4 separate regions of the Homo sapiens genome follow, and all the other regions are linked to region 3. Evidence: chromatin contacts called from ENCODE Hi-C or POLR2A ChIA-PET data. All regions are on one chromosome and are shown on one strand. Each heading gives the region's core, a stretch centred on a gene start or an enhancer-like site at or near the end of the contact. The rest is flanking DNA. Distances are from core to core; before and after follow the strand shown. Region 1 has its middle 21 kb from the start of BCAT1-AS1. Region 2 holds the start of BCAT1-DT (BCAT1 divergent transcript). Region 3 overlaps ETNK1 (ethanolamine kinase 1). Region 4 holds the start of BCAT1-AS1 (BCAT1 antisense RNA 1).

Region 1 (6,494 bases), core at 2,044-4,543, 2.1 Mb after region 3:
ATCAGCTTGTCATGGGGTTGCAGGGAGAATTGAGGCACTAAACTCACTTTCCCCCTTTTATAACCATAATACCTGGATCACTCCCAACAAAAATGAAGAAGAAAATTCCCTAAGAACTTTCCTATCAATCCCCATTCCATATTCAATTTTCTCCAACTTTTCCTAAAGGCTGTCCCAGCCTGCTTTGGTTCCTAGCTAGGATTGATGGATGATTCCACGTGATCGTTGCTCATCACTAGCATTCTTGTAAATCTTAAGCAATTCCTCCAACACCTTGCCCACACGACCACTTTAATCATTTTAAATTGAAATGTTTATTGAGATAATATAGATTCACATGCAATTGGAAGAAATAATACAGAGAAGCCTGGACAACATAGTTAGACCTTGTCTCTACGAAAATAAAAATTTAAAAGTGAGGAGGGTGTGGTGGCGCATGCCTGTAGTCCCAGCTACTTGGGAGGTTGAGACAGCAGGATCACTTAAACCCAGGAGTTCAAGGCTGCAGTGGGCTATGATTGCACTACTGCTCTCCAGCCTAGGCAACAGAGTGAGATCCTATCTCTGAAAAAATAAAAATAAAAAAATAATACAGAGATCCTACATGTACTTAGTTTCCCCAGTGTTAACATTTTTGCATGCTATCACAAGCAGTACGTTGATGATTGCTACAACCGACCCATCATATTCAGATTTTTCTAGTTTCACTTTCACTTGTGTGTGCGTGTATGTGTGTTTAGTTCTATATCTATATATTCATTTTGAGTAATAACAATTACAGCTAATAACAATTACAGCTAAACTGTATTGAGTATCTGCTCTCTGCCTGGCATTGTTTTAAGTCCCTTTTATGTAGTATCTCATTTAATATCTCATGTATTAAGTAATACTCCTGTCTTTATTTTACAGATGAGAGAGGCTAAATGACTTCGGGGTGGCAGAGCATTCCTGCTGCAGAGCCAATTCCTGGAACTGCCACCACCATGCCACACATTGCTCATTATTTCAGAGCACCTGATGGTACATGACACAGCCTTGTGGAGCTAGACTGTATCCTCAGGGGAATGAGACTGGTAACACAATTCTAAAATAGCTATAAAATTCAATGTCTTTTATAGGGTATTTTTAGTGTGGTGAAATTATTCTGCATGATACTGTAATGATGGAGATAGGACATTATGCATTTCTCAAAACCCATACAACCATACAGCAAAAAAAGTGAACCCTCTCCTGGTTAACACGTGAAACCCCATCTCTACTAAAAATACAAAAAATTAGCTGGGCTTGCTGGCGGGCGCCTGTAGTCCCAGCTACTCGGGAGGCTGAGGCAGGAGAATGGCGTGAACCCAGGAAGCGGAGCTTGCAGTGAGCCAAGATCGCGCCACTGCACTCCAGCCTGGGCGACAGAGCAAGACTCCGTCACAAAAATAAAAAAGCGAACCCTCATGTAAACTAAGTCACTAGTGGACTTTAGTTAATAATCATGTATCAATATTAGTTTATCAATGGTAACAAATGTACTATGCCATTGTGATACATTAATAATAAAGGAATCTGGCAAGAAGGTTGGTGTGAGAGGAGAATAAATAGAGACGCTCTGTACCTTCTGCTCAATTTTTCTATAAATGTAAAACAGCTCTAAAAAAGAAAGTCTATTAATTTTAAAAAAAAGTTTTTTTAAGTCAATAGCTCGTTCAGATAGACCCAACTAACAAAGATGAAACTAACAACGTGAAAATATTTTCATCTTGGAAATCTCCAAACTTTGGTCACTGAGCATTTGTATTTTGCCAGCTGCCTTGCGTTATCTGAAGTGGCAGGAAAATAGTGACAAAAAAACTCAGGCACTTAGAGGGTGCCCTGGGGATGTGTGTGGCTTTTTCTCCTTCCATATCTTCCCCTGCAGTGACCTCAGCAGCGGGGCAGAACCAGGACAGACAGAGGAAAGTGTGTGTAATTCTCATCCATTCTGGGCCCTGTGGAATTGGAACTTATGCTTACTGCATTGTCACTTGAACATTAAATCTTAAATGTCGAAATATTCTGCAAAGCAGAGAAAGAATTTCAACATGGTATCCCAAAATCTCTTTTCCATACTTTTCTTGGAAGCTCTGTCAAAATAAAAAAATTGCTACTGCTTAAAAAAAAATTATTTTCATGTTCCCATGGAAATTCACAAAGAGAATATTGTATTTGCTTTCTACCACAAGCAGAAATAATTGTTTCTGATGGAAATCATATTAGACATGAATATCATGAAAAATATTATCTAAACTTTTATTTTGGGTAAAATATTCATCCTGTGCCTAAGAGTATCGTACACCCAGAGCAATCAGGAAAATTGCCAACAACTACCCGCTGTGGGACTTGCTACTTTGACAAACATGCTCTACTTCCAGGCAAATTGTAGCACCGCCATCCTCATATAAAACCAGGGAGACAAATTAATCTTAGTAACTATTTGGAGAAAGATATCTGAATATGTCTCGCCCTGCTCTGCCCTAAATCGCAATCCAATATTAACTCATAATCTTTTTCATTGGCTTTAGTAATGGTACCCTTTGAAGACAATCTATGAATATGCATATGGCCTTTAGGCACTTTATTTGCCATTTCATCCAATTAACAGATAATTAAAAATGCTGCCTATGAGTACCTTTTCTCCCTTCCTTTCATCACCAAAGATAACACAGTGCTTTAAGGATGAAGTGCTAGATGCAGGCCACATCAATGGCAGGTCTCAGGAGTATCAAAAACAAACGCAGCCAACCTTCCATTTCACGGAGTCTCAATCACTTTGTAACTTGACCCTCTAGGTTTGGGTTTTAATAATCTGCTATTCTCCTTTAACTAGTTAATGAGTTGTTATTGGGCTAGTCATGTTCCCAAAGTTTCAATGTGTTACTAGAGTCATTTGCATGTGGATTGTCATGGGTGGATTACTTTTTAGCACAAAGAGTAAATCCTACTTATGACTAAATTGGCAGAGAGATCCATTTATAGATACTGGGACCAGTCTTTTCCCTACTCAGTAAGGGGAAGAAATGGACAATATCTAGCCCAAAGAATCAGAGCCTGATTTGATAGAATAGTCAAATAAATACATTTTAAGGGATTTTTTTTCAATACCAATCAAGATAGGCCATTTTAACATTTGTAATATGAACAACCCTCAAACTTCAATGATTCCAGCCAGGTTTTTTTTCTTATTTATGCAACATGTCTAACATAGATCAGCAGGGATCTCTGCCTAATTTAGTCACTCACAGACCCAAGATGACAGATGTTTCATGAAACTTGTGATTCTGTGACCACTGAAGTAGGGAAAAGGAAGTTTGCAGTTGAGCACCAGCAATCAAATGCTTCCACTTAGAAGTGGCACATGTCACCCCTGCTTATATTTTATTGGTCAGAGCAAGTCACTGGCCAAGCCTATCTTCAAGGGGCCAGGAAATCACAAACTTAACAAGGGCCCAGAAGGAGGAGAATGAGAATATTTGTAAATGACTCAATAATTGCCTGCTTCCTGTGATAGTAGTTTAATAATATAATGTCATTTAGTGAAGTTTGATAATTTAGCATTGAGTGTTTCATAGGGCCTGGAAGATCTATAATAAAGTCTCATGTCATGTTGAAGGTAGATATGTAGCGTTGTGGTTCTCTACTTGTCACATTCACTGCAACTCGAGGAAAGTATTTTTTTAAGAAACATACTTTGTTGTCTCTTATTAAAACTTTTTATTCTTTTAGAAAGCAAGAAAGTCTTTGTCTCTCTCCCTCTGAAGAGTCGGTGTATTTCCACATCTAAATTAATTATAATCCATTGACTTTGCAGAGAACCAAGTTATAAACTTTGAATTAGCCCCAAGTGTTAACATATTTTTTTACTTTTTCACCTTGATTTCTCCTTTATAATTAATTTTAAAATTAATTACATTAATTTTATGCATTATATTTGTCCTTTTTATAAGTGACCTCAAGCCCTTTAGTGAAAGAGGTGGAGAGTGATAAAGAATTAGAACTGAAAAAAAAAAAACCCTCACTTTATTAAAGACAATAATTTTCCTGGTTGTGAGGTGCTATAGTAATGCAAGATAGTACCACTGGGGGAAACTGAGGGAAGGATACATAGAATCCTTATGAATTATTTCTTACAATGCGTGTGAATCTAATTATCTCAAGGTAAAAAGGTATATGTGTGTTTTTTAATCTACAATAACCCTCCAAAGAGAGTTGACTACTACTACAGGAGCTAGAAGTCTCTTCTAAAGACTTGAAAAATTCCAAGATTCTCTTTCAAACCAATTACCTCATGAAGAAAATTTCAATTTACCAGGCAATAGAAATCATTGGGGAAAAAACGCTTGGAACCATAGTCAGTAGACATTTTTTATGGATAAGCAAAAAAAAAAAAAAAAGGCAAAGGATTAATACCTAAAGAAAGCTAGGTTGGCATGGTGGTGGCTTATGCCTGTAATGTCAGCATTTTGGGAAACCAAGGCTGGTGGATCACTTGAGCTCAGGAGTTCAAGACCAGCCTGGGCAACATGGCCAAACCCCATCTCTAAATAAATATAAATTTTTTTAAAAAAGAAAGCTAGCTTGCTTCCCTTTTTCTTTCTTTTTTTCCTTCCTTTTTTTTTTTTGAAAAACATATTCACTAAACATCTCCTATTGCTAAAGACTATGGTAGGCAATTGATAAATAAAACAGAAAGGGTGTCTGTCTGCATAGTGCTTATATTTTAATGGAGGAGAGGGTAAACAAGCAAATCAATAAAACAATTGCAATTGTACTATGTGCCATGATGAAAACTAAGAGAGTGCTAAGATGAGAATGATGTAGGTGAGGAGCCACTCTAGCCAAGGTGGCCAAGAAGCAAGAAGAGCTCTTTGAGGAAATGGAGTAGGAGAAATGACTAGTGTCCTAAAAATCAGGTTGGGATCATTCCAAGCAGAAGGAATAGAATATGCAAATGGATTTGGAGGAGGTGGATCTGAGTATATTTGAGAAGCTGGAAGTTGGCCAGTATGGCTGGTAAGTGGTTAGCAAGGAAAGGCAAGAGAGGACATTGGAAACATTGTGGGCAGAAGTGCAGCACAGCAACTCCACATTTTGTTACAGGTGAATGGCAGCTCAGGTTGACATGATGACTAATATTTGTTCTAAATTGAACAAATTCATTATCAAACTAATGGAAATTAGAGTAGTTCTCTCTGCCTTATATGTCATTATTGTTCCAATATCCTGCCAAATTCAGTTTCTAGTGAAAAAGCTGATGAACAAGATTAAGCAGATACAAAATTGGAAACAAAAGTCCGAATTAAAGCCTGTTGTTAGAGCCCTACAAATGTAAATAAAGCATCAGCAACAGGGGAAATGCACTTGGTTGAGATACATGGGATGGAATGTAAGTATATTATGATTCTCACAGCCAGCTATTACCACTGGGAAGGACTCTCTGCTCCCCACGTCTTCTCCATCTGCCAAAAATTCTACTAAAGTTATATAAAACCTATTTATTTTCTTATTAGAGATGAGGCTTGAGTACAATAGTCCTTGCAGGGGTAACACTATGACTTAAATTTACATTAAAGATTAAATAACTATCCTGGAGAGAGGTTATCTGCCAAGAGTAGAGGGGGGATTGCAATAGATGAGAGGATACCCAGAGGATTAAACTTTAATGGTAACATTATTAAACTTGTTAGGTGGGTCTGCCTGGATGATGAAGGTATTGATCTTTACAGTGTTTTAGATTTTGTATATATTTCCTAATAGTTTCTTTTTAAGAAGTAGATTACTCACTTCTTAACTTTGCTAATAACTCTTTCCTAAGAGTAATTGTTAAGCAAGCCACCTCTTAGAACTGGGAATCATGAGGGAAGAGAGGGATGGAGAAGACCATCTGAGTCCATTAATGATAGATTTCTAGAGTTGAGAAAGCTTAGAATTGGAAGGGACTTCAGAGGTCACTACTTGAAACCTTTCTTTTTACAGCAGTCAATCGGTCAAAGCTATGCAGCCAGTGAGTAAAGTTGGCAGGAACAGAGAAGGGAAGAGTCTCAACTCCTGACTCCAGTCTGATGCTCAGCATTATAATACAACTGCCTTGAATTTCCTTTTCATTTAGTCACTAGTAACACCGAATTTTACTTTTGTGACTAAGGGAACACCTGGGAACTAGAAATAGACCTCAAGTAGCCTGGATAATATAGTGAGACACTGTCTCTACAAAAAACCTTAAAAAAATTATCCAGGCATGGTGGCACACTCCTTTAGTCCCAGCCACTTGGGAGGCTGAGGAGGGAGGATCACTTGAGCCTGGGAGGTTAAGGCTGCAGTGAGCCATGATACAACATTGCACTCCAACCTGAACAATAGAACGATACCCTACTAAAAAAAAAAGTTTTAAAAAAAAGAAGTGGACTTCAAAATATTTATTGGTAAATTGGAGAAACTTTTTTTTTTTTTTTGAGACGGAGTCTCACTCT
Region 2 (6,726 bases), core at 2,760-5,259, 2.3 Mb after region 3:
TACCTGAACCTGGTGTTCCAGAAAAGACAGATTCTCCTTTGCGTTCACCATTGACATTGTGAGTCACTGACAAGGTCTTATGATGAAACTGTTTACCAATATTTGCAAAGTCATGTTTATGAATAAAAGCACCTAAATGCTTAATTTTGAAACATTTAAAAAATGTGAGTTGCACCTCACATTTATTTCTTGGCTGAACTGCATACAATCCCATTGCAGTGGCCTTAGTTGAATGGACAGAGGCTCAGGAAAGGCCAACAGTAGGAACATTTACCATATGTTAGGTGAAATGTATAGACCAGTTGGACAGCTGTTAAGGGGATAATGTTACAATACAAAAGCTGCCTATATTTTTGACAGTAAAATGAGCAGATCAGCCATAGTTTCCTCCTGTGCTCAAAAAGAATGATAGCACATGCCTGTAATCCCAGCACTTTGGGAGGCCGAGATGGGCAGATCGCTTGAGGCCAGGAGTTCCAGACCAGCCTGGCCAACATGGCAAAACTCCGTCTTTACAAAAAAATACGAAAATTAGCTGGGCATGGTGGTAATCCCAGCTTCTCAGGAGGCTGAGGCACAAGAATTGCTTGAACCTAGGAGGCAGAGGTTGCAGTGAGTAGAGATCACTCTGCGGCACTCCAGCCTGAACAACACAGTGAGATTCTGTCAAAAAAAAGAAAAGAAAAAAGAATGATAGCATCATATAGAAAGTAGAGGATAGCTGGCACAATTATGTCTATCATGGAAGGTCCCAGATTCTCACTCTCCAGTATAGCAACCAAACCTTCCTGAGCATAAGGCTGATCATGCCACTGGGTTTCCCTGGGGTGGGCATCTGTTATTTAAAGAAACTGTGGTTACCAACACTAAAGGGAAATAAAGAAAGTTCTTTATTTTCCAACTTCCTATACCAGTTGAGAAGAGGCCATTTAAAGAAGCTGGCAACCTGAAACCCCAAAAGATGTAACTAATACAAAGGCTCAACATAGCTGCCATTTAGAAACAATCTTTCATTTATGCACAGGAATAATTTACTCATAAGCCCAGCCCTCTCAGTTAGGTTAATAACACCACTATCAGTTTTCCAGCTGTTTACTTCCCTAGCTTTATTTCTAGACATGAGAAATAAGGAACAAAATATATAATTAGGAAAACAATTGGAATGTCAGCCTACGGACAAAACTGAGACAAAATTTATATAAGTAGAGAGTATATTGAGGTCAAATTTGAGGACTGCAACCAACGAAACACCAAATCAAGTTGCCCTGAATATATACAGCAGTTACAAGTGGGTTTTTAAAAGAAAAAAGAGGCAGTTTCTAAGTTGAGAAGAATTTATATTAAAATAACATAAACTATATAAACTATTGATAGGCTAAACATTGTTTTTTTGTATCACAAATTCCAGGAACATAATGAGTGAGGCAGTTAGTCAGGAACAAAATGTCTTTAAATAATTACTCCTGCGCATGCGTACGGGGGGACGTGACTGAAGTCTCACACTCCTATCTCTCTGGGCCTGATAAATTGTGTAGCCTTCACAAAGCTCAGATCGCTCTGCGCTATTTTTCTTTTTTCAGGGAGTTGCACAGCTACTGACAGAAAGCACATCTTGGTTTTAGTCCATAGTACAAAACTCAATTGTGATCGAATGTTTTCAACTTCCTTTCATAATAAGGTTTTAAACTCATTTCAAATAATTAGATCTGGTTCTAATGAGCTGAAAAGCAAGAGAAATTCTTGCGTAAAAAAGGAAAAATATTTTTCCCCTTTTCTCTCTGTAGTTCTGAAATCCAGTGAAATTACTCATTACTGAAACTTATCAGATGAAAATATTGGCCAGCATTAAATTCTTTTCCTCCCCAACCCCCACCTCTTTTTTTCCTTTTTCTAACCACCACCCTTTTGTTAGGCCAGCTTAACTAGCTTTACATCTCTGAGCCTAGCCTGAGGGGCCACATCCTGTGTCTGGAATGTAAAACCTCTCTCCCCACTAGGCCTCCCGTCTTCCCTCCACACACACACACACACACACACACACACACACACACACACACACGGACTTCCCTTGCCTCCAATCCCATTTACATGTGTATCATTTTTAAATCCCCATCTAAATTTATTAAGTCATAATACTCACTTACCATTTTTGTACACATGCTACTCAGTGTATATCCTATGTTTCTTATCCAAGTTGCCCATTCTGCATGTGTCTGTCTTAAAATACAAGCTCATGCATGACTTAAGCCCGGAGAATTTGCTGAGGACAAAGGCAATCAAGATGCCATGTGCAAATAACATTTTTTTAAAAAATCAAGCTTGTGATAGCAATACATATTTAAGAGATAAGTGGAAAGATGTTTGAAATATTGTGATAAAACTAACTTAATGGAACCTTCCATACTTCTTCGATCATACCTAGAATACAATCATTTCTTTCTTAATCTTAGGAAATATCAGGAAACAGAAAAGAGACTACTTGTAGATATCTTACCTAGTTCCCCATGTTATAAAAGTATCTTGTGGAAGGGACAGGGGTTTTTGGACCTACAAAAACGCGTAATTAACCACAACTGCACATGGACAGGAAAAAGCTGGAAAAGCAAGACTGTTCATTCTTAGTTTTCTCCTTTTACTTACTAAAGCTATAATCAACTAAAGTGTGTTTTTCATCTGAAATGAAACAAGCATGAGGAAGCCAGAAATAGAACCTCTAACTATAGAAGAAAAGTTGTGTGATCTCTGTTGAATACAAAAACGCATAGTTTCCACTCGGTTACTGTTTAATTGTAGTGAAAGTTTTTGTTTGGCAACAAAGGCGCTATTTACATATTATTTCTTCTAAGTGAAACTATGGTCTGGGATGGGTTGTAGATAAGAGCAGTTGAGAACCACGCTTCATCTCCCTCCTTAGAAACTCTGAAACGAGGCTTTATTCCTACCAGAAGTTCAGATTGCATTATGGTCATCTCAATTCCAAAATGTTAGATGGCAAGAATATCTGCCCATCCTTCACTTTCCTTGGAAAAAGTTGCTCTTCGGGTTTTATATGCGATTGCAGTTTTCCAGTGTGTGAAACTAGGAAAACAAAACACTCAACGGTGTACATCCCTACACCTAAATAGTCAGAAATAATAGGCAGCTAGGCTAATTATCCTTGATTAGCAAGATCAGAGCCATTAGGGTGCTCACTGGTTTAACAAATGAATGCCCTTAGGCGTCTATCATTTGTAACTCCTAGAAGCTTTAATTTCCACAAGAAACAAAATAAGAGGGGCCTTCTGCTTTTAACAGTGAAAAGATCGTTCTCCCTCCCCTCTCCACCCGGGTCAACTCTTCCAGCCGCTCCCTCCTGCATCACGAACACACGCTGCAGGAAAGCGCATTTACAGCCCGGGACATCCCCAGACCTCCTCTCCAAAATTCCCCACCTCCTGTGCATAGGAGAAACTGAGAGAAGCCCTCACTTCCTTTCCAAACTTCACAAGCAGGGGAGGGAGCTGTAGCAGACTTTCACCTCCGTTCCCAAAAGCGAATGTGAAAAAGTCCGAGAAGGCACGTCCTGCGAGTGGAGGTTAAACCGAAATCTGAACAGAATGCACGGTCCCCGCAAACTACGATTGATAAAGAAGATACTGAGACGTTTGCGGGGGATATAAGCCATGGTTGTCTCGCCTTCCTCCCCTCCCTGCCAACTATGTTTCTTGGAGAAATCGCCGGTTCGATTCACGCACACATTTTTGTAAAACACGGACAAAACCATAAGTAGTTACCTTCATTGTTCCGTCGGCCACGAGGGAAGCTCGAGCTGAGCGGAGGGCAGATCCCAAGGGTCGTAGCCCCTGGCCGTGTGGACCGGGTCTGCGGCTGCAGAGCGCGGTCCCGGCTGCAGCAAGACCTGGGGCAGTGCCCGAGGCGGCGGCGAGTACACGTGGCGGGCTGGATTGCAGACCGGCCCTCTCGCGGCGGAGACTCGCGACCTAGCGGATTGCATCAGCAGGAAGACACTAAGGCTGCTCCCCCAGGCCGCCCCCAGATGGTGGAGTCTCTCCCAGCCCGAAGATTCGGAGCCAGCGCCCAGACCCGAGCCTCACTCACTGCTCACTCCCGGGGTGCAGGGCAGAGGTGCCAGTGTTGCAAGCAAATGACACGGTTACCCCCGAATCAGCCACTGTGGGTGCGTATCCGAGTGTGGGGATGCCCGTGTAACATTTATATGGAGACGTCAAGGAGGAGGAAATAAACAGATCAGAGGTCAAATGTGATTGCCATTCCGTCATCACTGGCTCCTGCCCACCTCCCTACTGTCCCCAAAGTAACTTTGCTGCATGCTGAGAGGACCACGGCACAATCCTGCCCAAAAGTATACATGTATCCCCCGCGGCTACTTTAAATGTACTTTTGCAGTAGTCAAGAACATGTGCCTGGTTTGCCGATCTCTTTCCCAGAGTTCCTTAGTCACCCTCAAATATAACCATTTTTGCCAATTTATTATGTACATGGGGGAAAATTTTTAATCCTTTAATTTGAGCATATAAAATTCTTTATAATGTGAAATTGCCCAGTAGCCTAGTTGGTCCCCTGTAAGTTCCCTCCCCACATCTATACAAAGCTCCAGGATTGCTACTTTTCCATGTCCAGCGCCTAGGTCAGCCTCCATGACTGCTTAAGTGTGCTGCTGGTTGACCTCCGCTGCCTCTCTGTCAAGCTGGCAAACTCCTATTTTTGTAAATTTCAACCCAAGTCTTTGCTGTGGAAGTTGCTTCCAATGCCCTCAAACAGAACTGGGCCCTTGGTCTATGTGCTGCACTTTGTCCACATCCTTTCTCAAAATCAATTATTTTATTTTATCATTTTTTAATGGAGATGGGGTCTCACTAAATTGGCCAAGCTGGTCTTGAACTCCTGGCCTCAGCAATCCCCTCGCCTCCGCCTCCCAAATTGCTGGGATTACAGATGTGAGACTGTGCCCAGCTTCTTAATTTTACTTTAATTATTTGTTTGCACAGTTGTCACTTCAGTGGATTATGAGATTCGTAAGGGCAGATCCTTTGTCATATTTATCTCCCATACCAAGTGGCCTGCCGTGGAAGAGAGGGAGTGTTGAAAACAAATGTGTCAGTGCTTAATGACTGTTGGTCAGGTGAATGAATGGTTAAATTATGTGTTCAATAAATGTACTGAGTGATTTCTACATGCTAGGCTGGTATATAACAGTGGTTTGTAATCTGAAATGTCTCAAAATGGAGCCATTTATGACAAGGGTTTCAGCCTCCAGTGAAATTGCTGACCCCTCAAATTGATAAGCATATGTATGGTGGACTGAGGTGATAAGATAACACCTGCTGTGGCCTGGCACCATTGGCAAGAGAGTAAAGAGAGAGGCAGCTGAGATAATGGCTATGGGCACTTGCGGATGCTGTGAAAACCAAAAAGTAATGAAAACCTGAAAGTAACTGACCACAGCCAAAATGCTTGCAGAAGTTCTGCCCTGAGAAATCTGTATCTGTAAGCATTTAATCAGCCATTGAGTCCTTGTGAAACCTCCTGGCCCCCGTCAGTGAAAGCACAGCTAGATAGATTTGAACCTGACACTGACATGAGACAGGCAATGTGCAAAATGCTAGGGACTGAGTGGGAAACAACAAAAATGTTCTTACCCTCATTAAGCTCATATACTAGTGTGAGAAACAGAAAGTAAGCTTTAAATCAGGTAGCAAAATGTTTATCAACTGAGGAATGGCTAAATAAAACATGGTATCATCCATACAATGGAATATTATTATATTCTGCAATAAAAAGAAATGAAGTACTGATTACATGCAGTCACATGGATGAACCTTGAAAACTATGCAAAGTGAAAGAAGCGTCTCACAAATGACTACATATTATATGATTCCACTTATCTGAAATGTGCAGAACAGGAAAATCCATAGAGACAGAAAACACATAGTTGTTTTCAATCTGGGGACAGGGTGGAATGCAGAGTGAATGTTCATGGGCGTTGGATTTCTTTTTGAATTGATTAAAATGTTCTCAAATTAGATTGTGGTAATGGTTACACAACCCTGTGAACACACTAAAAACCACTGAATTATACCCTTTAAATAGGTGAATTGTATGTTATGTGAATTATATCTCAATAAAGATGTTACTCTATGGCCCGGCATGGTGGCTCACACCTGTAATCTCAGCACTTTGGGAGGCTGAGGCAGACAGATCACTTGAGGTCGGGAGTTCGAGACCAGCCTGGCCAACATGGTGAAACCCCGTCTCTACTAAAAATTAGCCGGGCGTGGTTGCGGGGTGCCTGTAATCCCAGCTACTCACAAGGCTGAGTCACAAGAATCGCTTGAACCTGGGAGGCAGAGAGGTTGCTGTGAGCCAAGATCATGCCACTGCATTCCAGCCTGGGCAATAGAGCAAGACTCAGTCTCAAAAAAAAAAAAAAAAAAAAAAAAACAGGTACCATGTGGTAAATTTTATGAGAAAGAGTAATAAGGGGATAGAGAGTGATGGGGTCATAGATATAAATGCATTAATAAGTTCTAGAGCAAGCCTGGCAATTACTCCTAGATCCAACGACCGCCCCTCGCCCCCCTCTCCCTCAATGCAGGATTTTTCTCAGTCCCTTTGCCAGTCAAGGACCTCTAGCCGGCAATGCCGGAGGCCTAGCTCGGGGCATACTACCTGCTGCAGGAGGCACCCCACGCAATTTGCCCGCCT
Region 3 (6,138 bases), core at 3,407-5,906:
CTTTTCTATCTCTATATCAGGAAAGAAATTATATTCCTGTTCTTTTTTTTTTTTTAAGAGACAGTGTCTCACTGTGTTGCCCAAGCTGGAGTGCAGTGGCATGCTCCTCACTGCAGCCTTGAACTCCTGAGCTCTAGTGATCACCAGCCTCCTGAATAGCTGAATAGTTAGTGGTATTTTTTTGAGGAAGCCAAAAACAAAGTGCAGAGTGCTTTTTAAATAGAGATCTTTAGGTTGAAAAATTTTTTTTACATGTATTATATCCTTTAGTCTTTAAAACAATCCTGTGTAGAATACAGAATGGCTAATATTCCCATCTCGTAAATGATAGATCTGACACTAAAGTTTGTGACTTATTAAAGGTTGCAAAGGTACTCAGAGATAGAGCCTGGACTGGAACCTCTACATCTTGTAATTCAAATTAAGAATTCTTTTTGGTATACTGTGCTGCTTGGTATTTTTAAATACCAAGGTCATGGCTGTTGAATACTTTTTTGTTAGAGCCCCTTTGTTACTGTTGCTGTAATGAATTTAGCTGAAACAAAAACCTTGTCTTTAATACTGTTTCTACTTAGAATATTTCTAGTTAGAATATAGTATTTCTTGGGAAGTGAAATCTTGTTCAGATTTTAAAATATTACCCTGTTTAACTGAAAATAGATTGTAAAGCACACATAATTATTTTACAGTTACTAATTACATGCTAATTTCCCTGTAAGTCCAAAACCCATATTTTTCCTGACATAAGTTGTGTTACTTTATGTTGTGGTCTGTTATGCAGAATTAAGCCAGTAAGATCATTTTCAGATGTTTGTCACCCCTAGAACATTTTTCACATTTAAATATATTTATTGCTTGTGAGATTTGGATTTTCTTTTGTGTTTATATTTGTATGTCAAGAAACAAAGGCCTTTGATATAATAATGTGTAAGCCTGTTAGCAATTATAACCATTAAAAACACTAACATCTATCAGTGCTGATGGTAAACTTTGCTTTATAAAAAAGCACATCACAGGAACTGGCCTCTATTTTTCAAGTGATTATAATTTACCATAATCTCCTTTGGTGTTGACGAAAGTGATCTGTAGCCATCTAGTGGGTGCAGACGTCAGTAGGATCTAGGTTTTAGACGCTTTATATAAAAAGAACAGCAAGAAAGTGTGGTGCATGGAGTTGATTTAGAGGATAGAATTAGCAATTCATATGTGTTTTACAGAGAAATTCATTATCATAATTTTTGATTTTTCTTTCCTTCTTTTAAGGCTTCTCATTTCTTTTGGGGATTGTGGGCTTTGATTCAAGCCAAATACTCCACTATTGAGTTTGATTTCCTTGGGTAAGTTAAATTTTATTATATGATTACATTGGTCTCTGCTTTTGTTTGGATTAACATTAAGAATTCACAGGGAATATTGTAGTTATTTGCAATCAATTATAAAAGTTGTATACACTTAGTAATTGGTCTGTGAAGAAATTGCTATAAGCTGTTAAGTGCTCGCAGGATTAGAAAAGTGTCCAGTAGGTGGTGCAATAAACTAAAAATATGTCCTTTGAAAATCTTAAACTTTAAGAAAACCAGCTTAGAGGACTGAGTGAAAATAAGGGAAGGACCAAGTTTTTCAGCTTTGACTAATTTTTTTGTTGTTCTCTTTTCTCACTAGGTATGCAATTGTTCGTTTTAACCAGTACTTTAAAATGAAGCCTGAGGTTACTGCATTAAAAGTGCCTGAGTAAAGAAGAGATTTAATTATTCTCCAGTAGCTGAGCAATGCTTGTGAATCTTTTCTTAAGAAATCCCAAAAAGCCAATATTAGTTAAAATTCTGTTGTTTAATTTGGTTATCTTGCTTTATAAATTATGCCTCTAAACAATCAAATCTATTTTTGAAATAGACTGAATGATGTCAAGAAATATACCTACTGCTATCCGTATGTGGTGGATTAGAAATGTGTTAAATCTGCAAAAGGTATAAAGATGTCAGTTTAATTTCTTTGATAATTTAACCTATGTTGTATGTGAATTATTTATTATAAACTTAGCACGATTCTGTGACTGTTTTTCTCTGTTTCACGTTCGTTGAGTGTAAGCAATGAAAATGTCCCAAATAAGTTTTTTAAGTTTTACTTTAATAAGATTAATTTCAGTAAACATTCTAGTTGTTCAGTGTAACCTTTTTATCTTGATGCATTGTAAGTAAAATGAATCATTTACTCTTGAAATGCCAGTCATTGACTGATGTAGATAATTTAGGATTTTCATATAAAAATAGCTGTTTAGGAAGGTGAAATACATTCACTGTCTCTGTTGGTGGTACATCTTGTTGAATTCAATATTAGAAAGTATTTCTTTTTGGGGTAATATAACTTAGAATTAAATCCCTGTTTCTCTATGTAGTCTGGCAGTATAAATATAAATATTTACCATATAATCTTGGAATAAGTATTAGTTAATGTTACCAAAATCTGTATTAAATAATGTTTTCAAATGCTAAATATGGTCGTTACTATTTTCAGTTTTAAAAATTTTATAGTATCAAATTGTTTCTAACCAAAAATTTCCTTTTACTTCTAGAGATGCTTTATGTTTTTGATTATTAAATAGTCACTAGTATTGCTAATTTTTGAAACAAATACACAAAATTTATCATATGTAGAAATAAGAAAATATTGTTTAGGTTAATTATTTTTTACCTATCCAGAGTCATTCCTTACATTTCAGTTTCATGTTTCATTCCTCACATTTTAGTTTCATGTTTTAGTTTGATTCTATGTTTTTAGACTGATAGCAAATGATTACTTGATACATGTAAGTTCAGCGTTATATGTTGAGGCAGTTATATAATTAAATAAGGAACACTTAGGGCATTGATCTTGTACACTTAAAATCTGACAAATGACAAAATGTGAATTAAGCATAAATAGTCATGGCAGGAGGGCTTTTGTTTATTTCTCTTGTTTTTGTTTAACTGTATTTTTAATTTTGTCTGGTGGTAAGAGGGAGGTAATTATTGTATGGAAAGAAGTTAGATCTTTCAGATAGATAAATAGGCTTCAGGTTTTGAAGTCTGCTCTGTGTAGTTGAGCAGTCATGGTTAACTTTACTTAGAAAATTAGTCTGACAAGCTTTGCACTTCGGTCACATAAGTGCCCATGTACAAAGTTGGCTTACTGGATCTGCATATTCAAAATATGCAACTACAAATTTATCCTCTGAGAAATCTTCTGAGGAGTCTAATGTATTCCAAATGACTTAATATTCTCAGACAAATGCTTTAAAATACTTGGATTATCTCAAGATTTTTGAAGCTAATAAAGTAAATAGAAACACAGGCCATTTTAAATGGTAAATTCTAGTTACATAAATATAATCTTAAAGTATGTTTGTATCTGTAACAGTGTTAGACCAGATTTGGTTTCTACCTCCCCAATGTTATAAATGTTCACTTTTGTTTTTATAAACCATATTACTGTAAGATCAATAGAACTTTGCCTAGTTAAGTGAATGGAACCAATTAAACAACTAGTAGCTTTTTATAATGTTAGTGTGAACTTGAAAAATTGTTTTTGGTGGAATTTTTGTCTGTGGTTAGAACATTTTCATAAAACAGATAAAGAATGTGTAATACTCTTAATTTTTTTTTTTTTTTTTTTTTTTTTTTTGCTTTCTGCCTTCTAAAGTGCAACAGTATATATCTTGTAGAACTGTGGGAGGAGAGAAGATAATTTTTCTACCTTACTCCATATTCTTACTTCAAACTATTTTGAATAGAGGTTCACTGAGCCATTGCTGATAGACTGTGCATAGCTACTAGCTGTCACACTATTGTAGGTTTTTTGGAGAGATTCATAGGGAAGTGAATGTAACCAGGAATAAAGGCTCTCACTTTAGCTCTGGGACTATGCAGTGGATCTTGGGAACAAAATAAGATATCTAATCTATTTTCCCCATTCTGGCTAGATTTTGGTTGTTGTGATGCTCCTACTTCCTGTATAGGTTTTTGGGATCATGGTGCAGGCTAGTAATAGGATTCAGAATTGCTTCCCTTTTATATCGACCATGTAAGGGATTCTAAAGGAGGGTAAATCTCAAAGTGCTCTGAAATCATCCCTCTAAAATCTGTCCTGTGGTGTGCTAAGATGTCTGTTGCCTTTTTATGTTAAGCTAAGGAACTTGAATGCCTTACCTAATAACTCAACTAGTAGTAAGCTCATTTTGTAAATATGAAAATGGCTGTAAGAAGTGGCATTCATGTATATTCAATGTTAGTCAATAGACCATAGTGGCCTGGATGCTTTAACAAGCCAAATTCCGCAATTTTTTTTCCTTTTTTCCCCTTCATACTTGTATGATCTCACCTGACCAGTGATTTCTTTTCCTCCTAACCCCATGCTACCACCATTTTCTGGAAATCAAAGAGATGTGGTAGTAAATCATACAGTACACACGATCATCTGAGATCAATATGAGCACAAAACTCATCAAGTAGGTCTGCCTGGAATGTATATAAAAAATGTAAATAAAAATTTGTAAATTAGTGTGAACTGTATCTTGCATATGAGACTGTGTATTGTTTTGCATTCTCTTCCCTTTTGTAGAAATTTTTCTGTAAGGAAATGATTCAGCTTGTTGGTTTTAGAGTAAAAATAGCCAACAGTTGTGGCTACACAGTGAGATCACAGGAACTGGAAATAGGGTTTGTCGGCTTTGGTTAATGTCAGTACTCATTTATTTAGCCTCTCAGTGCTTAATAAGACTTTTCTTTATTTTTTAGTTAGCCGTTAGGTTTTGTGAGGTTAGATTCCTGGAAGCAGTGAATTTATACACTGTTATATTAATAGAGCTCCGTTCTTTGAGTCATGATTCCAAGCTAAAGGAAATTAAAAATGTAATTTAATAATTTCCTATTTTTAGGGTTGTTAATTTTTTTCTACAAAAAAACCTTGAAATTTTAGATATCCCAATGTGAATCTAATTTCCATATATACAGAAATTAGACAAATAATAAGTCTTTAGTTCAACTTAAGCATATCTCAAATGACTTCTCTAAATTTAAAGTTGATCATGATAGGATCATAAAAGACAGAAAAGACTTAAGTAATCTTGTAATGACAATTATTTCCATTTTTGCTGAACTAAAAATATTTAACTTCATAAATATGTTACTACAGCTTCCAGATTTAAAGAAAAAAAGTTTCCCCCACTCTCAATTAAAAGTTAGAACCCTCCACTTTTAAAATTATACAAATATTTCTTTTTTACATTACACAGAAGCCTTCTGTACCATTTTACGAATTTCTGTCTTCATAATATAAGTGAAAATACTGTCATTTCAATTTTCTGCTTTAAATTGTTTTTAATAAGCATTCCAAAGTGATACAGACTTAAGCTTTTAATCAATCAGTCATTCAGTTGATAGACAAAGTTAGCGATGCTTTATGCTAGGAAACTTGTTGACAGTAACCTGTGCGACTTTATGCAGAAGACAAATGCTAGTAATTATTATGCACAGAGGAAAAATCATTTTAAGTATGTGGTAAAGCAGCTTCATCTTTCAAAATTGATTTGCTCTGGTTTTTCTTTAGTCCATTAGATTCCAGAATGTCCTTTTACTGGGAATTTAGTTATGTATTAAGATAACCTGTTTTCAGTTCTTTTTGAAAAGAAGACATTATTTATATTGAACCACCTTATTTTAAAATTTTTAACTTTTATATACCACTTGTGTGATTCCAGTGTCATGTCTTGGGTTTGATGTCGTTGGACAGAAAAGTGTATCAATTATTTTAAATGAATTTTTCCCCATGTTTGAGGCTTAGTCTGTAAATGTGTTGCTGTAACAGAAAATACTTGGGTATGCATTACTTGAATACTTGAAAACTGAAATTAATAAGATGTATTACATAATGAATTAGATTTCTCTGAACAGTTTTTACACTGAAAATCTTCATTTCTGGATTGCAGTTTGAAATGGAATGAAGACCTGAATTATTTGGGTAGAAAAAATTATGATAGTGCTTATAAGAACTGTAAACTGTTTTAAACTATTTTGTGTTTGACGCATCAAACTTCAAGTTTTTTGTAAGTTTCTCTCCTGAAATTTTCTTTCTCTTCTATACTTTATGCACTTACTATACTAC
Region 4 (6,778 bases), core at 2,025-4,524, 2.1 Mb after region 3:
TTCTACCAAAAAAAAAAAAAAAAGATTTATTTCTGCAATTAACACTTGACATAAAACATTTGTCATTTCCATTTGGTTGGTATGATATCATGACCTCTCTCTAGAGCAGTGGTCCCCAACATTTTTGGCACCAGGGACCAGTTTTGTGGAAGACAATTTTTCCACAGACTGCAGGGTGAAGGGTGGTTTCAGGATGAAACTGTTACACCTCAGGTCATCAAGCATTAGATTCTCATAAGGAGCGCATAGCCTAGATCCCTTGCATGCAGAGTTCACAATAGGATTTGTGCTCCTATGAGAATCTAATGCTGCCACTGAGCTGACAAGAGGTGGAGTTCAGGTGGTAATTCGAGTGATGGGAAGTAGCCATAAATACAGATGAAGCTCCTCAATGGCCCACCACTCACCTCTTCCTGCTGTGTGGCCCATGGCCTGGGGGTTGGGGTCCCCTGCTCTAGGGATATATCTTCAATTCCAAGATAATTCTAATACAATCAATATGAAGTGATTTCCTAAACTAACTATGCTTCAGAGTATCTCTAATGACTTAGTAGCTCATGGAAAATAAAGACAATATAAGGTAAATCTATACACTGTCAGAATCAATCACAAATTCTAATAAAGAGGTTTCATAATATAGAAACAAAGAAGGTACACTTCTATAGAAGCAAAATGTTCACTGATTCATTATAAAACCATTTACTGAGTACCTACTATATGTCAGCCATGGGGGATACAAAGATCTATAAGGCACAAGACCCTCAGTCTTGTAGTCGCCTGACAGCCAGCCAGCTACAACATAATGTGGAAAGGACAATGGTGGGAAATGCACTCAGGTCTTCCTAATGCACAGAGTATGCTCAGGCTGTGACATCAGGAAGAAAACAGATATTTACCTTAACACGGACTTGGAGGACCTTCAAAAAACAGTGATGGGAGGAAATCCAGTTTTAAAAGTCTTGATTTAAAAAAAAGAAAACACTTTCTGTGGATAAAGATAGGCTGCAGGAAATGTAACCTATGAAATTTTCTCAAATTAGCTTTCAAACACACACAAAAAATTGCATTTGTTTGAGGAGCAGAATGTAACTTATATTAAAGAATAAACTACTATTTAGTATCTGAGTGAAGTACAAAAGGAGGCACTAAAATCATTGAGGAAAATCCCATGTTATATGGCTTACATTAATGTTTTTCTAGGTAAGGTAAGGTAAGTTACTACTACCAAGTTATGAAACACCATTTGATGATTGCAATTCATTTTCTCTGGCATGAAGAAACAATCACTCTTGTAACACATTGATACTACAAACTACATTATGCACAGGTAGCCAAAGAAATCTATCACAATTCAAATGCAACAGTCTGTCCCAGTAGCATACAGTTGGTATCCTCTATTTTCCATTGTATCCTCTATTTTCCATTCAGGATAGCACAATTGTCCAGTCGCTCTCTTCTCTTCCATACTGCAACAAAAGCAAGAAAACGTGTTTCAGTACAGAAGCTAACAGGGCAGAAATAGCTTACAAACAAACTTAATACCGCCAAGGTTACACAAAAGGTTCGCTTCTGCTTTGAACAACATTTTCACATTAAACATGTTCACATTAAAAACTGGATTAGAGAGAAAGAGAGGAAAAGAGGGACACCATATAAAACATAAGATAAAAGCATACATAGGGAGTTTTTTAAAAACCAAATACCTGAAAAGAATTACAAATTTTACAATTATTGCTGAACTCAAATTCATAGCTGGTATAGGTCCTTTATCTATTTAGGTACATGCCTTTTCATTATCATTTCTCATTGAGTTAACTTGCTTAATGACTGTGACTTTTACTGTGAAAAAGTGATCCTCAAAGTGTATTCTCAGACCACTAGCATCAGCATCACCAGACAACAAGTTAAAAATGCAAATTCCCAGACCTCATCTCAGACTGAATCAGAATCTGGGGATGGGTTCCAGCAACCTGTGATTCAGCAAGCATCAAATGATTCCGACATGCACTAAAGAGTGTTTTATGCTCATAAACAAAAATATGAAGTTGACAAGTCCCATGGATTTTAACAGAGACTCTGTTCTCTAAATCAAAGTTGTTCATGCTGTGTTAGCATTTTTCTTATTTCTTCAAAAGTTATGTAACTGTATCATAGTCAGAATTTCATTCTTTGCATCAGCAAATACTTTGGTTTAAAAGCAAGCCTGAATTTTAATATTCAAAATGAAATTAAATGAAATAGAGATATTCCATACATCACAAATAGAAAGCTAGTTCTATATTCATTCATTCAATCAGTCAGTCATTCAACAAAAATGCCTGTGTTTATAATAAGTTCTCACTCTGTGAGCAATTAATGTAGGCCAATGTCATCATGCCAGGAGTTTTACAGGCTTATTACCTCATTTAATACCCACAGTAACTGTACATAGAAGGTACCATTATCAATCCATTTTATGAATGAGAAAACTGAATATTAGGGAGATTGAATAACTTGCTCAAGTTTGCAGTTAACAGATGGAAGAGCCCAGACCCTAACCAAGCTCTCTCTCACAGCAAATTCCATGTTCTTGACCACCACCAAGACTGCTCGCCATGTGTTCACCGAGCCTTGTGTATTGAGACTGACTTGGAACAGATCTTTCCAAGCCAGTGTATCAGGCCACTAAATCTGTCACTATGGGTTTGCCTAAATCACTCAGACTATGTCTATTTTCACACGAAATGGCTCTTCTAGTCCTAATTTAACTTTAGTTTAAATTAATATAAAACATCAGAATTTCTGAACTAGAAACAATGTTAATAACCATCTAAAAGGTAGGAGATGACTCAAATAAGTGGGGCTCTGGATTTTACTTCTTTACTTCAGAACAATCCTACTTTTATCCATTTTGTATATTGGGATTCCAGGAGTGATCTCTTTTGAAGAAAGTTCTGCTGCATAAAAATCAAGTGTAAGGAGCAATGAATTTTAATCCAAGCTTCTCATCTTACATATAAGGACACTAAGGCTCTAGGTCACCCTTAATTTTGACAAGCCCAGTTCTCTGCCTCTGTCTGATGTTCTTTCTCCTATATCACAATGTACATGTGCTGTGTTTGTCTTAAAGACCTCAGAGAGCAGAATCTATCCAAGTGGTAAAAATACTGGCAGCCAAGAATGGGTCTACCTACCACCTGGTAGTTTACATGCAAAGGGGAATAAAGGAAGCCAAATGACTGTAAGTTTCTTGCATAATCCACACCAGAAAGCATTGCCTACAGACTGTAACTGCCCGCTATTGACTCTGTTGCTTCATGATGAATGCTGGATGAAACATCTTCAAATTCTACCTGATTTATGTATGATGTCAACATGACTTAAGGTAAGGGCAAAATATGTGTTTTATTTTCCTTACTTGGATTCCCATTAATATATTAAACACTTTCACCATTAATAACAGTTCATTGGCATTTTAGCAGATCTACAGAACTGTGATTCATGACTACTGTCACTTCATCTTGAATTTCATCAGTTAAAGTAAATTTGCTTTCAATTAGTTGTTTTAGTTTTATAAATGATCAAAAATCAATTTTGATTACAATGACAGTCGTAGGCCACATATCACTCTGCGAACCTGCATAATATGCACTAAGCTTTACTCTTCTCATTCTGTAATTTATGCTTTTATGTAAAATCATAGCATTCTGAGAAGTGCCCAAGAAATGTGATATTACAGGTAATTCATAATGTCTAGAAGTAGGCATTTAGTAATCAGATTTTCCATTTGGCTGATGGATAATGCAATTTAATTTTTCAAGGGAAAATAATTCTAAGTAGAGATGGCAGATTTAAGCAGAAATAGAAATTATATTATTTCCTTAAGAGTAAGTAAGTATACATAGAGGGAGGGAAAAGAGAAAACATGTCTTCATGGACTAGGATGTCATTATACTCTTGTCATTATACTCTTGTCATTGTCATTACAAAACAACAGTGCAGGCTCACACCTTCAATGTTTGGTAGGGCGGCTGTAAGTCACACTTACTTAGTTTTGTTCACTGGAATCAGAGATGGTGTCAAAGCAACGTGGCAAGTCAGGTCGAGCCTGCGGGATGGTATTTTGAGCCCATGTGGAAGACTTAATGAAATGTGCAGAATTTTAATCTTTTGCAAATTCCAGCGAGAACACTAAACTAAAACACGACTAATGACAAGTTCATTACCTCACATTCGAGGTACATAAGGCAGATAATTTCATACGGCTTTGCTAAATGCCTTTAAATTCCTGGCAAAACAAAAGCACAACCTGCATGTCATGCAGTCACTCTACGCAACGCCAATAAAACTATAGTCAGTGCTGCCTACCAGGTAGCAATCTGTCATTCTTGCTCTAAACCCTATTGAAAGGCTGTGCAAAGCTTTGTAATCCTGTAACACGTGGAGGAGGATGTGCTGGAAACAGAAGGGGCTGGGAAGCTGGTCCAGGGACTGAGTCACACGAGGGCAGTCTGGAAACAAAGTTTGTATGCACACGGAGGACAGCTTAAGACATTGGTAGGGAAGGGGGTGGAGCCTTTAACTTCTTATGTAACTAAGTCATGGAGCTGCTCCATTGAAAACAAGAAAAATACAATAACCACTAATAGTCATTTGTCCTTGAAAACTGTAGCCACTAGTGAGAACATAGATTTTTTTAATTCTATCTGGTGACCTGCAATCAATACAGATCCTGCTCCTATCTCATTCAAGCTGCCCCTTTCCTATGCTTCAGATGTCCATCTCTGGATCTTTGCAGTCGCTGCTTCCCACTTTATGGAGCTTCAACAGCAGCAATGCTGATTATTCACACATGCTCCCCCTGATACTTAAAAGCCAGGCTCTAGCTTTTATGTGATTATTTGTTGACAGCAGTGTCAACATGTATCTCATTTTGAAAAAAATCTAAATCAAGATCTCTTAAGAAATAATTTGATATTATTCAAGACCTTCCTCCCATCTCTTCTCGGAATGTGTTAATATACAAGAGCAATACATGTTTTGCTCTTTAGTATTTGTTTGGTGTTTCACTTGCCCATTCACTCCTTCAAGAAACATTACTGCATACGCATTATACCCTAGGCTCTGTGCTGAACACTGGAGGTATAAAGAGAGTGAACGATTCAAACAGCCCCAGAGCAGAGAGAAGTGCATGACTAATTATAATGTAATTTAAAGGCCTTACGGGATCATCCCCAGCACTGTGAAACTGGAGGAAGAAGCAGCATTCAAGTGAGTGAATGTGTATTTGGACTGAGCAAAGGGAATATTCTTCAAGAGAGATTCAAAAGGCTTCTGAACGAGATGAGTCATAAAGGACAGCCAAGGCCTTATCCAGGTGAGCAATTTCTAGAAGGTGCAGCAAAACCTGGAGGCATCAGAGAGCAGAACACAACTGCAGAACAGAGGACCCCAAGTGGCAGAGGCAAAGGTGAGTATGATGGTGAGTAACTGGAACAGTAAGGAATTTAACAGTAGAGAAAAGAAACACGTCGACAACACGGCCAATGCTCTCCAAGTTTAAGTTTGGTTAAATATAAACACAGACGTGCTTTTCTTTGTTGCTTTAAAAGAAGAAAAAGGAAAAACGAAACTGTCATTTGAAAAATTCTTCTCTTAGGAGGTATTTATAGAGCAATCTAAGACCCAGGGAGTTATGTGGACAATTAGCTAAATGGGATGAATACTTAACCTCAGAGATTATTACTCATATGCAGAAGTACAGAAGTTGAAAAGTCAAATCTGTGGTTATGAGGGAATTTTTCCCCTGAGCCATACTGGCAAGAATCTTGAAGGTTTTTTCGGTGGCTGTTGTTGGCCTCTTCTTCAATTTATCAGAGCACTTTGTAGAAAACATCCATGCTCCCATGTCATGCCAAAAGTAATGAAATGTAAAACATGATGCAATTCTATGCTTTTTCCTTAATAATTACTGAAATTTATTTTTCTTGGAGAAACAGACAATCTAGGAGCTTAGCTGACAGCCTCAATTTGCCATCTTGTAAGAGTAATTTTGAGACTTTAAGTTCCATGCACATAGGCATGAGATAACTGAGACGTGCTCTTCAATTCTGAAGGGATGGTCCTTTGTTACTAAACAATTTGTAGCACATTTGGTAGTTCTGGTTTGTGGTTAGTTCAGAACCACTGTTTCCACCTGTCCTGTGATTGCATGCCTTTGTTTCTTTGTTTAGTATGAGGTTCTGAATATATCATTTAGTTTTTTGTGTTAACTACCATTATACTTTACTACCAACGGTGAAAAAAGAAATTATTCATTTCTTATTGGCCATAAGCACTAATTTATAGAGGGAGTATATAAAGTTAGGGAGAAAAGGTTTTTTCCCCGTCTCCCATCCTCTGCTTAAACTATATATTTTACTTTTAAACTTTTTTACATGGTCTCACATTTACACTGAATATTTGTTTTGACTTTTTTTTTTTTTTCATTTGTTTTGACTTCTTTTTTTTTCAGATGGGGTCTCACTCTGTTGCCCAGGCTGGAGTGCAGTGGTGCTATCATGGCTGACTGCAGCCTCAACCTCCCTAGGCTTAAGGCATCTTCCCACCTCAACCTGTAGCTGGGACTACAGACATGTGACACCATGCCCGATTAATTTGTTTGTTTGTTTGTTTGTTTGTTTGCATTTTTTTGTAGAGACAGGGATTTGCCATGTTACCAGGCTGATCTCAAACTCCTGGGCTCAAGCAATTCTCACGTCTCAGTCTCCCAAAGTGTTGGGATTACAGGCGTAAGCCA

What was found. A loop is a pair of places that touch in the nucleus more often than their neighbours do. ChIA-PET counts read pairs that join two places held with the same protein, here RNA polymerase II (POLR2A). Pooled maps may share reads with other maps.
Region 1: a pooled map shows a loop between it and region 3 (3-fold over the local background). The contact joins two enhancer-like sites. A Hi-C loop is called at or near these places in 1 of 37 single-sample maps with no recorded cell type and 3 of 50 pooled maps. POLR2A ChIA-PET finds 5 or more read pairs at or near these places in 1 of 52 experiments (common myeloid progenitor, CD34-positive).
Region 2: a pooled map shows a loop between it and region 3 (2.5-fold over the local background). The contact joins the promoter of BCAT1-DT here to the enhancer-like site in region 3. A Hi-C loop is called at or near these places in 2 of 50 pooled maps.
Region 4: a loop to region 3 is called in a pooled map, with 3 times the contacts of the local background. The contact joins the promoter of BCAT1-AS1 here to the enhancer-like site in region 3. A Hi-C loop is called at or near these places in 1 of 37 single-sample maps with no recorded cell type and 3 of 50 pooled maps. POLR2A ChIA-PET finds 5 or more read pairs at or near these places in 1 of 52 experiments (HCT116).

Annotation. Positions count from the first base shown.
Region 1 is chr12:24,795,203-24,801,696 of GRCh38, forward strand. No RefSeq gene overlaps it. Among named protein-coding and RNA genes, the nearest start is that of BCAT1-AS1, 21 kb to the right of the region's middle. Within about 2 kb of position 3,294, at least 3 of the 41 ENCODE cell types and tissues checked have a DNase peak (open chromatin) inside an H3K27ac peak, as active enhancers do.
Region 2 is chr12:24,945,154-24,951,879 of GRCh38, forward strand. It overlaps BCAT1-DT (BCAT1 divergent transcript), which reads left to right and starts at 4,010. Exons shown (of 3, transcript NR_199054.1): 1 at 4,010-4,177. BCAT1 (branched chain amino acid transaminase 1) reads right to left here and starts at 3,948. Exons shown (of 11, transcript NM_005504.7): 1 at 3,774-3,948. The coding sequence starts at 3,779. RefSeq lists enhancers at 3,842-4,191, 4,312-4,401, 6,682-6,726.
Region 3 is chr12:22,683,220-22,689,357 of GRCh38, forward strand. ETNK1 (ethanolamine kinase 1) reads left to right here. Exons shown (of 8, transcript NM_018638.5): 7 at 1,264-1,337; 8 at 1,663-6,138. The coding sequence ends at 1,735. Among named protein-coding and RNA genes, the nearest start is that of LINC02955, 14 kb to the right of the region's middle. Within about 2 kb of position 4,657, at least 2 of the 41 ENCODE cell types and tissues checked have a DNase peak (open chromatin) inside an H3K27ac peak, as active enhancers do.
Region 4 is chr12:24,816,584-24,823,361 of GRCh38, forward strand. It overlaps BCAT1-AS1 (BCAT1 antisense RNA 1), which reads left to right and starts at 3,275. Exons shown (of 4, transcript XR_007063245.1): 1 at 3,275-3,364; 2 at 5,197-5,356. It overlaps BCAT1 (branched chain amino acid transaminase 1), which reads right to left. Exons shown (of 11, transcript NM_005504.7): 11 at 1-1,466. The coding sequence ends at 1,425. RefSeq lists enhancers at 5,417-5,616, 6,007-6,056.